Linked DNA regions of Mus musculus: region 2 is linked to region 1. A link is a loop called in an ENCODE intact Hi-C map of the cell type or tissue named here. Cell type or tissue: heart. All regions are shown on one strand.

Region 1 (8,000 bases):
TCTCTGTATCATAGCCCTTCTTACACTATACATGAATAATTAATCAGCCAGACAGAAGCCCACTGATGAAAAAAAACAGTGCATGTTGGCTCTGGGATGTGAGCAGGGTAAAGAGTAATATATTTTTTAAGATTTATTTATTTATTATATATAAGTACACTGTAGCTGTCCTCAGACACCTCAGAAAAGGGCATCAGATCTTATTATGGATGGTTGTGAGCCACCATGAAGTTGCTGAGATCTGAACTCAGGACCTTCGGAAGAGCAGTCAGTGCTCTTAATCACTGAGCCATCTCTCCAGCCCGTAAAGAGTAATATTAATCCCACTGGTCAATAACAAAATGGGAGGAAACACCAGGGATGTGAAGACAAGAAATGTGCTGGAAAGGGACTCTTGGGAGAGGAAACCACCCACGAACAAGGTGGAGGCCAGCAGGAGGTCACCATACCTGCATCACAGAGATGACATTCTTTTTTTTTTTTCTGCCCCTTCTTTGTGACTATAAGGAATGTCACCCAGGACCAGAGCCACTGGCCACTGAGACTCCACTCTGCCTGCCTCCCTCATTTGCACAAGTCACACCATGGTTTCCCACTATTCTTGGGAATGTGCTAGGCTTATCACTAATAGTGAAGTGCGGCCCAACAGAATTGTTAGCAGTTTGAACTTTCATAATGTCTAGTAATATTCTGCGTGTGTGATAGGTGCCTGATAAATGCATTCTTCTAGGCTGGGAATGGTGGTACACGCCTTTAATTCAAGCACTTGGGAGGCAGAGATGGGTGGATCTTTGAGTTTGAGGGCCAGTCTGGTCTACAAAACAAGTTCCAGGAGGGCCAGGGAACCTTGTCTTGAAAAATCAATCAATCAATCAATCAATCAATCAATCAATCAATCAATCTCAATCATCAAACTTTCTAAATGAAATCAGTTTCTGCTTTCATGAGTTTTCTGGAAGGTTTTGTTTTGCTTTGTTCGAGGAGCTATGGATTGAACCCAGGGCCTGTGAACGCCGAGCAAATGCTCTACCACTGAGCTACACCCTAAACCTTGAGCCCAGGCTCCTCCTGCCTTAGCTATCACAATGGCAGCGTTACAGACATGTGGTACTCGTCCAGTGCTATCTTTATGAAAAATCTTGACCACTGTGGATGAAATTTCAATCTCAATGTGCTGGTTAATTTTATGCCAAACTTGACCAAGCTAGAGTACTTTGAGAGAAGGGAACCCCAGTTAAGGAAATGCTTCCATAAGATTGGGGTGTATATAAGCCAGTAGAGCATTTCCTTGACAAGTGATTGATGGGGGAGGGTTCAGCCCATCGTGGGTGGTGTCATCCCTAGGCTGGTGGTCCTGGGATCTGTAAGAAAGCAGGCTGAGTAAGCTATGAGGAGCAAGCTAGTAAGCAGCCCTCCTCTATGGCCTCTGCATCAGCTCCCTCCTCCAGGTTTCTGACCTGCTTGAGTTCCTGTCCTGATTTCCACCAGTGATGGACTGCTACCTCTAAGTGTAAGCTTTTCCTCCCCAAGTTGCTTTGGTTATCACATTTCATCACAGCAGTCACCCCTACTAGGACACCCTCCCACCAGTGAATGGACTAGCAGTGTTTCCCCCTTCACCTCAATGATGCCATTTTTCTTTTTAAAGGTTTATGGTGTATTGTATGTGTATGTGTCTGAGTGCGGTATACATGTGCATCATGTGTGTGCAGATGTCTGTGGAGGCCAGAAGAAGGCATCAGATCCCTGGAGCTGGAACTACAGGCAGTTGTGAGTGACCTAATGTGAGTGCTGGGAACTGAACCCAGGTTCTCCTGTAGGAGCAGCAAGTCTACTTCTTAACCACTGAGTTGTGGTTCCAGCCTTGGCATCCCCCATCACTCCCCATCTTCCTGATAACATGTAACACTGGTAGCTGCTTCTATTGTCTTTTGTAACCTTGAATTTTCCTGGTTCTAATCTCTCCTTCTTCTCCCTCTCCCCCTTCTCTCTATCTCTGTTATGTGTTGTGTTTGCCTGTATGAATACATGGGGAGGGGCACAGGAGGACGTCAGGTGTCCCACTCTGTCCCTCTTTTCTTACTCCCATGACACTGTGTCTCACATTGAGCTTGGAGCTCGGCTGACAGCTGACAGCCAACCAACTCCAAATATCCTCCCATTTCCACTCCCACAGGGTACATGGAATCATGACAACCTCTTACACAGGTGCTGGGGATTCGAACTAAGGTTCTCATGCTTGTGCAGCAAAGCACTCAGTCACTGAGCCATCTTCCCAGCCTGTGGCTCTAATGTTTTTCCATCCCTGGGTTCTCCTCTCTCACACCCAGTGGCTCCCTTTCCTCCTGTATTTGCAAATGCCTATGCCACGTGAGCTCTGGTTTTCTCCATTACTCTTTTAGGACTTTAATTGCATCACAGTTCAAACCATCACACATGCCCATCCTTGTCTGTCACACTGGATACAAAGTATCTGTTGGTGGGCTTGTCTGTCCTGATTGGACTTAAGGCTCCTCAATGACAAGTACAAGTGGCATGACTTGTCTTCATGTCCCCTCTGCCTGGTACCCAGTGGACTCCTCCATAGATGATCTACACACTCTGGCTCCAATGAGCAGACAATTCTCCAAATGATGTTGAAGGCAGATCGGGTAATTATGGTCCCTTTATACGGCTAGGGACACTCAAGCTCAAAATACCAGAAGCACAATTCCGAGTCCTGGCTCCTGAGGCGCCACGGATTTGGTAGAGAGCCATTCTGATATTGCCCGTTGTGAAAGGATTGTGAGGCTTATCGTGGCATTGTCTAAAGACTAAAGTCCAATCCTCACGATTGTCTGGAGAAACTTAAATTTGCCAGCCAGACTTAAAACACAGTCTGCAGGACAGAGCATAAAACTGTGTGTGGCCTGACCTGCTGGCACAGACTGGAGTTACCGCCTCCGTTCTTGCACACTCGGCTATACTATTAATAGAGCTGAAGATTGCACTTGTGTTCTCCACAGCCTCCCGGTGCAGTGGGCTCACATCAAGCCTATGATGGGCTAACCTTCCCCCACCCCCATCCCCCACTTCACCCCCCCCCCCACTCACACAAGGGCCTTTCTAATGAATGCCTTCTGTCAGGCCAGGCCTCCTCCCATCAGCCACTTGGGCAATTGATTTTTTTTTCCCCCTGATGCTTGCAATTATCTGTGACCTACACTAGTAGACACAAAACCAGGCCCTGCCTTCCTTTCTCATGTGACATTGGCCGAGCAGATGATGGGAACCTCGAGAGCCTGCTTAGAACCCAGAAATGGGGCCGGTCTCTGTTGAGAGGTCCCACCCTTGAAAGTAAGAGGATGCTGACATTATTAACTTTTTTGGGTCACTTCAAATTCATGTCACATTTATGACTACCTGCCTTTGATGATGATCCCGTTTTGGTATTGTTCTAATTGTAGCGTTGATTCACAAGGCTGCTGGCTCCTCCTGCCATGGACACAGCACATCTTTATTTGTGATGTCCTCTCCAGGCAGTTTTATTTTTAGCAAGAGTGTCTTGCCCAGCGAGCAATTTACGCTACAGTCTACCCTTTGTTCTCGTTACACCTAATACTTCTTTCTCGCTCCTTTTTCCCCTTCTGTCCTTCTGTAAGTGTCAATACCATGTTTGCCTAAGCAGATTCCATTCCAACTTATTGAAGTTTCCTTCCTTTTAGGTTTTTTTTTTTTTTTTTTTTTTTTAGCTGACTGGTATTAATTGTAGAAATTGCAGCATGGGCTATCGTGGTGGGTCTTGGCATCAGCTACAGGAAACCCCTAAATTGGGGAGATTTAGATGTCAGAATTTGGGAGCAGGAACTTGAACTCTGGAGAGACAGTCTTTTTTTTTTCCCCTGCTCCACCAGAAGAGGGAACCTACAGTAAAAAGCACTTCCTCTGATCACCAGTAGAGGGCGCGCTCACCCACAGTCCTCCAAAGTGCGCGTTTCTTCTATTAAGTGGCAATTTTGTTGATTTTGTTGGAAGGGCCTTCTGGAGATACAAATACATAATAGAGTTAACACTGTTGAGGTGCTGTGTCCGGCTGCTGTGGCCACCTCCTGTATTGTGTAAAGGGGGAACAAAAGTTTTTTTTAAAAAATCTAATGTGTAGTTGTGGGTCTGTGAGCCTGTTGCCGTAGTGGATGGGCAGGGTGCGGGTGTTCAGAATGACCATAGAGAATGTTGAAAGGTCCCAAGGTACAACGTATAGAGTGTGGGAGAAAGGGTTGGGGGCGGGGGAGACCCTGTACTTCCAGCTGTGATATTTAGATTGGCTTGGCAGGGGCCAGCCTTGGCAGAGATGGGGGAAGCGCCAAGGCTAGTGGAGAGGCTTGAGTGAAGGTAGCGCCATGTCAACCGTTTCCAGGTGGAGTTGAAAGGCAAAGCTATTTTCTTCTGGGAGCCCGGCCCCTTTCATCAAGACGGAGTTGGTGGCTGATTAAAAAAGAAGAGATGGAAGATTAAGTCTGAGAGGCCAGAGGAGAAAATGGTTTCCAGGTGTTAAGTACTGGACAGAACGGTGAGCTTGGGCAGTTCCTCTGTGAAGCTCTCGAGCCCACCCTCGTCCCCCTCCCTGGCAACGCTGGGCGACTGCCAGGCCTAGGCAGCAGAGGGCTTCCTAACTGCCGAGCACGAAGATGTTTAATAAAATATTTACCTCCGTGTATAAGAATAGCGTAGCAATGACATAAAGGCAGGCAGAAGTTAAACAGTGTAACGGCCACAGGAGAGCAGCCCTAGGGTCTTGGCTTTTCTTTTTTTATAGAAGTACAGAAACTTCCTGTTTAAGTTCTTATAACCTACCGTGTCCTGGCAAGCCAGTCTCCTGCCGAAGCAGAAGGGGACTAAAGTCAAACTCCCTGGTCACCTCTTAAAACTCCTAAAGGTGATGTTTTCTGAGGCCTGCCCCCACTACCTCTGAAGGTCACCCCTGAGAAGCCGAGCTGGCACACCTTGGCTGCTTGCAGTCATTTTGAACTGGAGGTGAGAAAGGAGAGTCATAAGAGGCGAAGAGGAACACAACTCGTTAGCCAAAACACCAGATTTCCAAATCTGTCCAATGAGAACATGGAAAAGAAAATGAAAAATAGAAAAAGGAAATATATTAGATAAATATATTTTAGGTGTTCTTTTTTACACTCCAGAAAAGCTTTTGTATTCTCTTCCCCAGTTAGAAAAAAACAAAACAAAACATTTTCTCTCTCATTGAAATTAAAATAGGCTTTTGCATATCTATCAGACAACGTTAGAAGAAAATAATTATAAATAAAGGTGTCAGATCAGTAAGGCTGTTTGAAAAACATTCAGTTTGCTTTATCTCAGCCAGGCAGTGGTGGCGTACTCCTTTAATCCCAGCACTTGAGAGGCAGAGGCAGGAGGATTTCTGAGTTTGAGGCCAGCCTGGTCTACAGAATAAGTTCCAGAACAACCTGGGCTACACAGAGAAACCCTGTCTCGAAAAACAAAACAAACCAAAGTTTTGTTTTATCTCACATCCGTCTTTTTTCTTTCCAGTTACTTCCTACCCCCAGTGACTTTCCCTTATTGCACGGTGTCAGGGCAAGGGCTGCCCTAGGATCTTGATATACATGCTTATTTTCTATTGGAGGAACACAGAATATCCCTGAATTCAAGAGTGGCCTCAGTAGTCATGGTTCCCGAGGAAAGAAACTATTTATTTACTTAAGGAAAATACAAAGGACCCATTACTTTTTGACAGAGAATTTATACTTGGTGAAATTTTCATGACTAAAAACACATTTCACTAAATGGTTTCTAGTAAAAATACAACTCACTTTTATTTTGGGTGCGAAGTCTGGCATGTCTGTTTTGAAAAGTAAGGCTTGTGAGACTCCGGGAGGCGGATAAATGAACAGACTCTTTAATAAGCCAGGCGCCCAGCATGGCAGAGAAATGCAATACCAGAAAGTAAACAGAGCATTGTGGGAAAAAGAGCAAGCTGAAATTCATCTTGCTTTTCCAATTTGAGAACACGCTCGCGGTTGTTAGCAACTGAGTCAAGACATTTAAATCACATATATACTTTTCTGTCTTGACAGTGACCTTTTCTAAGTATGCAGTAGGGATGAGAAGATGAGCCAAGCCATGCTCCTGAAAGAGCATTTCAGTTAATTGAACGTGAAATGTGTTGCAATCTGACGACATTAATAACACGCAATTGCTATTCTGTAGCTAATCTGTAGTTCATTTGCTCAGGGTCCAACTAAGGCAGTCTACAAATGTTAGCATGTGAATCCTGTTGCAAACCTATGTACTAAGCAGCTATAGAAAGTGCATCTTGAAGGCTCTTTGGATTAGTTATCTGGGCTGTGTAACAAATCATTCTAACACTTAACTAGTTTCAGTAAACACCGGAGGCTGCAGAGATGGCTCAGTGGTTAAGAGCACTTGCCGCTCTTGCAAAGGATTGGGGTTGGGTTCCCAGGACTGACCTGGCGAGTCACAACATGTATAGCTCCATTTCTAGGGGGCCCAATCCCCTCTTCTGATTCTATGGGTACCAGTCATGCACATGGTACAAATATACACATGCAGGCAAAACCCTCGGGCCCATAAAAACCAAAACTTGAACTCTATTTTTAAAAATTGTAAAACTAAAAACTGGGTAGATTTAAAATAAGCCACATGCCTGTTTGGTAAAATGCTTGCCTATCATATACAAAATCCTGTGGTTTCTCCCTAGCACAGCATACTCAGAGCATAGTGGTACACATCTGTAATCCCAGCGCAGATGGATGGATGGATGGATGGATGGATGGATGGATGGCTTTGGGTTAAAACCCAAATTAGTTCCCAGCACTCAAGCAGGGTTAAGTATGATTTCCTGACATGCTCTCTGGCCTCACCTAGCATGTGTACAACCATGTCTACACATATACACAGACACATAAAATGAAATAGACCTTAAAAAATTATATATATATATATATATATATATATATGTATATATATATATATATATATATATATGTATATATATATACACACACACACACAGACACACAGACACACACACACATACACACACACAAAGTGGGGCCGGAGAGATGGCTCAGTGATTAAGAGCACTGACTGCTTTTCCAGAGGTCCTGAGTTCAATTCCCAGTAACCATGTGGTGGCTCACAACTATCTGTAATAGGATCCAATGCCCTCTTCTGGTGTGTCTGAAGATAGCTACAGTGTACTCACATATAAAATAAATAAGTCATTTTAAAAAACACACAAAGCAAAAAGTAAGAGGAAGAAAGACACAGAAAAGTGCATAGCTACACTTTTAACTTTTAAAGGAGACTTTAACAGTTATTATTTTTTTGTTTGTTTCTTTTTTTTTGAGACAGGGTTTCTCTGTATAGCCCTGGCTGTCCTGGAACTCACTCTGTAGACCAGGCTGGCCTCGAACTCAGAAATCCTTCTGCCTTTGCCTCCCAAGTGCCGGGATTAAAGGCGTGTGCTACCACCACCCAGCTTGATTTTAGCACTTCTTTTTGCTGCCTCTGGCAACATACATTTAAAAGAGAGACAGCAAACTTTGAGAGATTTATGAGAAATTAGGATAAGTATGGGCATATAGAGTATTTAAAGCTTTAAAATTATTTATTTTGTTTATTTGTTTCATGTATGTTTGTACACGGGGGACCATCACAGTACATGTGTGGGGGTCCAAGGACAACTTTCAGGAGTCCTTTTCCTCTATTTGGGTCCTGGAGATTGAACTTGGGTCCTCAGGCTTAGTAGCAAGGCCTTTACTTACTGAGCCCTCTTGGCAGGCTTCAATCAGAGAGGACATTTAATGTGCTCCTTTAAAAGGTGATAGATTAAGTAAACAAAACACTAGTAAGTTTCTAGCAAATCTTAATGCAAACAGCAAGTTTGATCTGATGGGAATCATCTAGAAAATTACTTATCAATAAGTGATATACATTCTTTCCAAAAAATGTACAAAATATTT
Region 2 (8,000 bases), 72 kb after region 1:
GAAAAATATTTGTTCCCATCATCAAAGTGGAAATTTCAGTCAATGACAATGGAAACTATTTCTGGCCATTCTCAGACCAGAGCAAGAGGAGGGGCTGGGTTGGTTCAAGCAGGGCGGAAGAATTCAGGCACTGTAAATTTTAGGGGTGAAATAACAGTGTAGAAGTAAAAACTCCCCAAGGAAACATAAACCAACCTTTAATCAAACATAAGCAACAGGCCACGAGTCAGTCCCCTTCCCTTGCTGAGCTGGCGGCTCCACTGCCGCCTAGGTTTTGTGCTTGGCTGCTGGGCTGAGGTCATAGTCACTGGGACTGGAGGAACGCTGGGTCTCCTCAGAAGGTCCTTATTGGCACCCGACAACGTTTTGAAGCACTTCGCCAACCCTTCTGGGAGTCCCGGTGCTGCAGTTGTCCCTGGGTTACGTGACATTTGGGAGGGCTTCCGGGTAGAGACCAGAGAATGTCTGAGAGCAAAGGCCGTTTACAAACTGTGAGTTGTATTGGTTGCTTGGGGGGAGAAAAATCAGCTGATTAGAACGGTCCAGCTGCTGGGAAGCAGGTGTGTGTGTGTGTGTGTGTGTGTGTGTGTGTGTGTGAGTGCAATGCAAGGGGGCTGGGGACTGGAATGGGTGAGGTTTGCAGGATGGGATTGTGAGGCACATCACTTTTGTCAGTCTGTACACACCCATTAGGAGAAAGCAGAGAAGCGGCTGAGGACAAGATTCACCTCTCTGACCCAAACTTAGAGCAGGTCTGGTTTTTCTGTGCTAGATGCTGATTCTATAGAGTTTTCCTCATTGCCTTCATTAAAAGTTCCTGCTCTGGGAGGAACATTATTCCTGTCACATGAGATGGCCTTCTCTTTGGGTGATGGTTCAGTTTACCAGGTAATTACTTTGCATCTGTTATGTGAGGGTGTTGTTCAGAGTTAGGAGGTACAATAGTACTCTATCCTTAAGAAACATGAGGTTTTACTCAGGAGGCAAGAGCAGGTGGATCGCTGTGGATCCCTGTGAGTTCGAGGCCAGTCTGGTCTACAGTTTTAGGACAGCCAGAGATATATAGGGAGATTTTAGAGGACGAATGAGGCCTGGGAGTAGAGGTGGCCACTGGGGTCTCTGAGGCAGCACTCAGTGATCCTAAGAGTCATACTCAACTGGTCTGTTGTGTCCTTGGCAACAAAGCTGTGCCGTTCATTGTCTGTGTTCTTCTTAGTCTTTGGCTGTTCCGGTAAGAAACAGTGAAGAAGATGGCGGAAGCGCATGGCTGAATGGTACACGGGCACTGGGTTCTTTCTGAAGCTTTTCTTTGGGCTCGTGTTCTCAGCTTGGCTTAAATGGGGGAGTAGTGAGTGTTTCACAAGTGGGTGGTTGTGGGCCCTGATTTGGAGCTAACTGTGAATTTCTTCCAGCCAGTCTCTCTGTCACCCCTCTTGGCTCTGGCTCAGAACAGCATGTGGCTGGTGATGTCCTCTCTTTTCCGATCTTTTGATAGATGTCCCCCACTTGCTTCATTGAGTCATGAGGATGGGACAGACCAGGGCCCTAGGCACTTTAATTGGTGCATTTTAACAACCCATGTGTGACCTGAGTTGGGAAGACAGCAGGGAGTACTGCCTAGGTTGTAGAGTGGTTACAATAGCCATTTTGTCATATGGTACCTCAGGGTGGGTGACTTTTTTATGGTACAGGCACTGGCAAAGGTAGAGGAGAGGAACCTGCAGAGAATGTTCTAGAAATGCCCCAACCCATGAAGAACAGTTTTGAGATGGGCGTGCAGGAGCATAGCGGTGTTTGGCTTGGCCTGGTGACTCGTACCTATAATCCCACCCACTCTATGAGACAGAAGCTTCACGGGTTCAAAGGCAGATGGGACAAGTTAGGGAAATCCTGCCTCCAAATGAAAGTCAAAAGGGGCTGGGAATGTAGCTGAGTGGGAGAGGACTGGATTAGCATGTGTAAGGTCTTGGGTTCAAGCTGCCAGAAAATGGATGTGAAAGGCGTCCCCTGTGAGCCTTGCACTTCCTGTGGCTGTCTTCCTGGACCTGGCCACTCCCTCTTGTATTATACTTTGATGAGGATGTCTCTGTGCCACACCCCACCTCCCCAGTCCTGAGGCACCGTCCCTCAGTGGTATCCCTTTGCTGCCCAAGTTGGTGGTGTCTTCATCTTTGACCTGACCAGTGACAGGTCTTCTGTCTGGATACTTCCTCTCTTCCTGCCCATGGACCCACTGGCTGCCCAGAGGGCTTTTCTGAAAAAGCAATATAATCATATATATATATATTTTTTTTTTTGGTTTTTCGAGACAGTGTTTCTCTGTGTAGCCCTGACTGTCCTGGAACTCACTTTGTAGACCAGGCTGGCCTCGAACTCAGAAATCCGCCTGCCTCTGCTTCCCGAGTGCTGGGACTAAAGGCGTGCGCCACCACACCCGGCTATCATATTCTTTTTTTAAAGTACTGGTTGAGCCACAGTTTTAAGGGGAGGTCCTTTAGTATGGTCTCAGTCACCAGACTCTGACCCTAGCCTCATTTGTCAGCCTTCTTGTTGCCTTGCATGGCCTCTTGGGTGTCCATTATGGTTGATGCCGTTCTAGAAGGTTCTCCTTTGCATCTGCTGCAGCCTCTGCCAGAGAGAGCCTTTCTCTCAGGAGGCTCTTGTTTCTTCTTCAGGTGTTAACTGAGCCTGTCCTTAGTCTTACCCTAGTTACTTGCCTAGTCCCCCTTTCTACAGTTCCTGCCTCCGTGTTACCCCGTGGCTACAGGTCTAGCGTGTCACGGCCTCAGCTTTTCTATAACTCCGTGGGCTACAGAATCTGACCTGCCTGTCCTCAGACTATATGGCGTCTCCATCCTGCTGACTATGAGGGTACATGGATTTTTCTGAAAAACTTCTAATGTCTTTGAGTAGAAGCAGGCAGAGCAGGGAGGTGGGTGCTGTAGAATACGATGCACACATCTTGTTGCCTGTCCGAAATCAGAAACCTCCAAAATGCAAGCCTTGGATAAAGAATTCTAGACTGCCTGTTCAAGTTGGCATCTTCGCATTCCTAGTAAGGACTGGTGGACCATGTCTTGAGCAATGATTTATATTTCCTTAGTGTCTTCAGGAGCAACTGGTAACGTAAGAACGAATAGCCCTAAGAGTGTCCTGGGTGAAAGGATAATTGTCCCCAATGCTTATTAGTGTTATTAGGCATGCGTTGATTACCAGGCTCTGTTCTTAACACCTTATGCACTTCCATTTGTCATTCATGTAGTGGTCCTGCAGGAAGACACTCATTGGGCCCTGAGGTCCAGGCACCTGCTGCTTCAGGAGCTATCTTAGGTCTCATTGCTGGGAGGGAGGGATGTTGTTTGAATTCAGGAAGCTTGAGTGCTAACTGCCAGCCAGACTGTCTGGACAGGGAGTGTAGGTGTTACACTCAACTGCACAGTTGGAGGCTGACCTGGAAGCCCTCGGAAGGCCTCTGCCCTGCTTCACTGTATGTAGGAGGCTCTACGTGTTTACTGGAACACTTGGTCAGAGAGACCTCTGGGTAAGGAGATGGAGTGATTGGGTATGGGGACTAATAAAGATGAAATCTCCATTTAGTGGGTTACAGAGCACAGTAGAACCCAGCACTTAGAGAAGCAATTTGTTCTCGTCAAAGGAACAGCCTCTTTCATGGTCATCTTGTCTAACATGTAAACAAGACTAGCCTGAGTGAGGTCCAGAGAGATGGAGCAACGCAGCCATTGTCTGTCCAAGGAGCCCAGCCATTGTCTGTCCAAGGAGCCCAGACCAATCGTCCTCCATGGTGCCTTTTCTCAGGCTCCAGGGTGGTGTGGCGTCCAGAGTGAGGGCAGGGCTGTTGTGTGGCTTTCAGCTCGTCACTGCGGAAACGCCACTCCTTGGTTGGTTAGTGTGGCCAGCTGACCTTCTGCTGTGTAACTTGTGTTTCTGACACCAGCAGTGTGCTTTCTATTCAACACATGCCTCCTTTGACTCAGTAAATCAACTGAAATGTAGTTGTGGTACCAGCAAAATATATCAGCAGCTCCTCTCATCCTTAGTCCCTCTCCTAAGAGCAAACCCAGAGCCCAGGAGTTCCACCTAGAAGAATGTCATCCCAGGCAGTAATCAAACAAAGTTCTTCTCAAATAATAAAGGACTTATTCAAGGATGTCCATTGTGGCACTGTTTATACAGACAAACTGAACAACCCAGCTGACCAACCCCTAAGGATTAGCTCAGTTGGGTTGTATCCTTCTGTTGTTCTGCAACCATGGAGCTCGCTGGCTGATGCTGAAGGTGCTCCCACCAGCTGGGTGGAGTGGTCCTGGAGCCCACTCAGAAACCCCAGCGTTTTGTAATGGAGTCTCATGTTTAGGTTTGATATAAATGTATAATACCCATTTTTTTAAAAAAGGAAATATATACAAAATTACATCCATATTTAAGTTGGAAAACCTGGGGGGCGGGGTCAGAGAACATGGCACAGTTGGTATGCTTGCTATGCGTGTACATGAGAACCCGAGTTGCATCCCCAGCAGTACGGAGAGACAAATAGAAAGATGCCTGGGCCTTGCTGAGCCATCTTGCTGAGCTGGTGAGCTTTCAGGTTCAGTGAGAGACTCTGACTTTTTAAAATGTGTAGAGTCATAGAGGAAGACACCCAATGTTGAACTCTGTCCGCTACACACAAAACCAAAGAACTCAGAAATTGTGGATGAGGTGGATAACCTGGGTAGGTGGATGGATAGAGAAAGCCAGCGGTATTGCTGCCTGGGAAGGTTTTTGTCATGAAAAATAATCATTACCTTCCTTTTGAATTCAGCATCTTTTGCTTTTAGAGTATGAACCTTGCTGAGAAAAATGGAAACATCTGAAAGTGAAGCCCCGCCCCTCCCTTCCCCTCCCTGTCCCTTTGCATTGTGAAATTCCCAGAATTAAGAGGGGGACATTTGACCTGGGTCTGTGAGAGGCTGTTCCAGGCAAGGAGCCTATCCACTTGGGCCTGTATAGAAAGACCTGGCTGCACGCTTACAGTCAAGGACGAGTGTCTTGTCCCGAGTGCAGAAAGATGACATAGTCCTCTTCACTCAGGAATCCTGGTCTCCCCAGCGCAGCACCGTAGACGAATGACCTCTGGGGTGTCTCAAGTGGCTTGGTTCTTGTGACAAGATTATGAAAGCAGCCTCCACTCTTACTGGTGAAATAGACACAATTAGCCCTGTTTTGTCTACATTAAGCCCAGCGAGGAGGACAAAGAACAGTTGAGATGATAAATAAATGTGCTTTAGTTAAAACCTATGTGACAGCTCAGAGCGTAGGTAGAGATCTGTGGGCTCAAGGGAGGCCTCACCTGGGGCTCCTGCAGGACACTGGAATACAACTCTTAAGAACTTTTTTTTTGTTTTTTGTTTTTTTAATTTCCCTCTGTTAAACAGCTCTACATTCTACAGAAGGAGGTTGATTCCAGGAGGTTTCAGCACCTTCAACTGCATTTTTGAAAAAGCCCTATTTCCATTAACTTGCTTCGAAATAAAAAGCTAGTAATTTTTTTTTTAAAAGGTAAATGGTAACATTTTTGCTTTCCTAAGGGCATGTGCTGTCCTTGAAACCAGAATGTCCAACAGTAAATTATTTGATTCCTTCCAACAGTACCCCTTGTGTGTGAGGCAAGTATAAACTTCCAATAAGGACAAACTACTCAGTCAGCCCAAGCTTGGAGCTGTGTACTTTTCTACCCAACTGGGTGGGCCAAAAACCCTCCGTGGAGTTTGCTTTAGGGTGGGGTGCGGCAAACCTGGGCCACTGAGGCTATCAAGAGGTTTGCTTAAGACTTAACTTACGTGGGTTACTGCAAAAGGGTTTATCTAGAGTTGTTCTGCTCTTCTGTGTTTTTGTTCCCTACCAGCGGTTGATGGGCACGGTGAGCTGGTCGCCTTGGCACCAGGCTGTTGAAGGCATAATCAAATCACAACCCTCATTTTCTGAGTTACGTAATTTTGCAGAATGGACGCAGTGGCTCCTGGGAAAACTGTCTTTCCTCCTGTGAATTTTAAGGTCCATTTATAAAATGAGATGCTGTGTTGAATAGATGGCTGGGAGCGGGGAGGGTAACCTCATTTCACCTTTCTGCGTCTCCGAGGTTGAGTGGCCTTTGCCCGTGGCGCCTTCATGGAAACAGTTCTAAATATAGTTTCTGTTTGTTGTTGAATAATGACACAGGAGGGCCGGTGGTAGGGTTTCCAACTCCTTTCAGTCAGCAAGCAGGACAGAAGGCATCCCGTTTAGAGGGCCACTGTGACCAGAGGGCCACTTGAGGGACTGTGCCGTCAGCGTTCAGGCTATGCTTGCCACTCCAGGTGTACTGAGTGTGAACTGTCTCTCAGCTTCCTGAGACCTACCCACTCTCTTCCCCCAAGTTCTCTAATTGGTTCTTAACTAGTACACAAGTGAATCGAAGGCATATAGCTGGACATTCTACCCTGCCCTGGGTGGTTCTCCATCCACAGGTCTTAGCTAATGTTTAAGGGAGTGGATGATGTAATGTCCAGAGTCATGGGTACCAGTGTGGTTTTTTGCAGGGATTATCACAGGCCATGTAGGGCCCTAGTGTTCCAGGCTCTGGTACCTTTATCTTCGAATTCGTATTTCCGGCCAGACAAGGGATGAGATTATATTGTTTTCTTTGCCTGAAGAGGCTTTTTGGTCTTATTGTTCTGTTGTGTCTAGAACAGCTTAAACTCCATAGTGAAACTTTTTCAACTGGCCCAGGACATACGATTCTGTGTTCCTGCTTGTATTTCCATGCAGTTTCCTGATGAGCCCACAGCCACAGGCAGACCTGCTTTGAGGTATCAGGCTGGAGTCAGGTGACTTGGGTTTCTAGAAGTTTCTACAAAAGCTGAATAAAAGGGGGAGAGTTGAGATGTCAAGAAAGAGGAGCCCAAGAGCTGAGTGGGTCAGTTGTCTTGATACTCTTGGGGCTGAGCCCTGCAAGGGATGTACGAGAGTTCTGCTGCATCTCAGTGAGTCCCCAAAACTGGGAGGGACATTGTAGCAGGTGCAGGGAGCGCCAGTGTGTCCTAAAGTGCCATGTCACATGACCCAAGACTACCAGGCATATGGCCCTTCTTAGTAAACACTAGGTAAATGTCTCAGGCTTCTCTGAAGTGATCTCGATGCCCCGAAGGGATAAGAGGACAGGTTTTATTATTCTCTCCATTTTGTGACTTTGTATTGGGAAAGCAAAGGCTTGTGAAGAGGCAGGGTTGTGGGAGATGTTTTTACCTTAGCGAACTGCAGCATCTTCAGATGCTTTGAATGTTACAGACTTGATTTTTTTTTAACGTCATACTGGGAAATGATCTTAGTCTCCTCTTGTATAGTAACGTAGTAATATATCATGTTTGCTTCTCACTGGGCACCTAGTAAGCTTTTCTCCGTGTGGGAGACACACTTTGGAATTTGATCATGGTGCCCGTTTTTACTGAGATGCCTAGGGGACTTGGAAGTCAATGTGGGGAAGAGAAGAGACACAGTGTGTCTGTGAATCGTGTTTTCAGATTTATTTTACCCCCTTTCTGTGATAAGACTCTCTAGTTTGATTGTCTTATGTCTCATCGTTGGTTATCTTCGAGCCTTAGAGAAAGCAGGGAGTTGAAGATCCTTTTTAAATAATTACATAACACAAATAGGGGACAGCCTAAGGAAACCTTCACATCACACAGAAAGCCTTAGAACGGGAGAAGTTTCTGAAGCAGGTGGATAGATGCTATCACATTATTTAAGAGTAGATCCACAGGCCAGACTGCCAGGGTTAGAATCTTGGCTCTGCGCTTTTATTGGCTATGTGACCTGGATATAGCCTGACCTCTCTGTCATTTAGTTTCCACATCTGTAAAATGGGGCTGTCTCCTGCCTCAGGGTTTATGCAGAAGCCTAAGGAATGTGCGCTGCTCATAGATGCATCCTGTTCCCTTGCCCTGTTGGCTGCGTTTGGTCCA

Evidence for each region. Hi-C counts contacts between places; a loop is a spot of excess contacts. Peaks named below come from ENCODE experiments on the same cell type or tissue, not always from the same donor. Only the 100,000 strongest peaks of a DNase experiment are listed, where the experiment ranks them.
Region 2: a loop joins it to region 1, with 4 times the contacts of the local background. A loop is called at or near these places in 4 of 42 quality-filtered maps.

The regions. Positions count from the first base shown.
Region 1 is chr11:88,724,623-88,732,622 of GRCm38, reverse strand. C030037D09Rik (RIKEN cDNA C030037D09 gene) reads right to left here. Exons shown (of 4, transcript NR_038058.1): 3 at 4,983-5,082; 4 at 4,051-4,464. Among named protein-coding and RNA genes, the nearest start is that of C030037D09Rik, 10 kb to the right of the region's middle. In heart, CTCF peaks have their summits at 2,886, 3,710 and 3,918 (motif pointing right); a DNase peak (open chromatin) is centred at 2,962; H3K27ac peaks cover 2,660 bases.
Region 2 is chr11:88,653,103-88,661,102 of GRCm38, reverse strand. All of the region lies in intron 5 of Msi2 (musashi RNA-binding protein 2), which reads left to right. Among named protein-coding and RNA genes, the nearest start is that of 0610039H22Rik, 38 kb to the right of the region's middle. In heart, no CTCF peak of the experiment used is centred here; a DNase peak (open chromatin) is centred at 6,122; H3K27ac peaks cover 2,513 bases.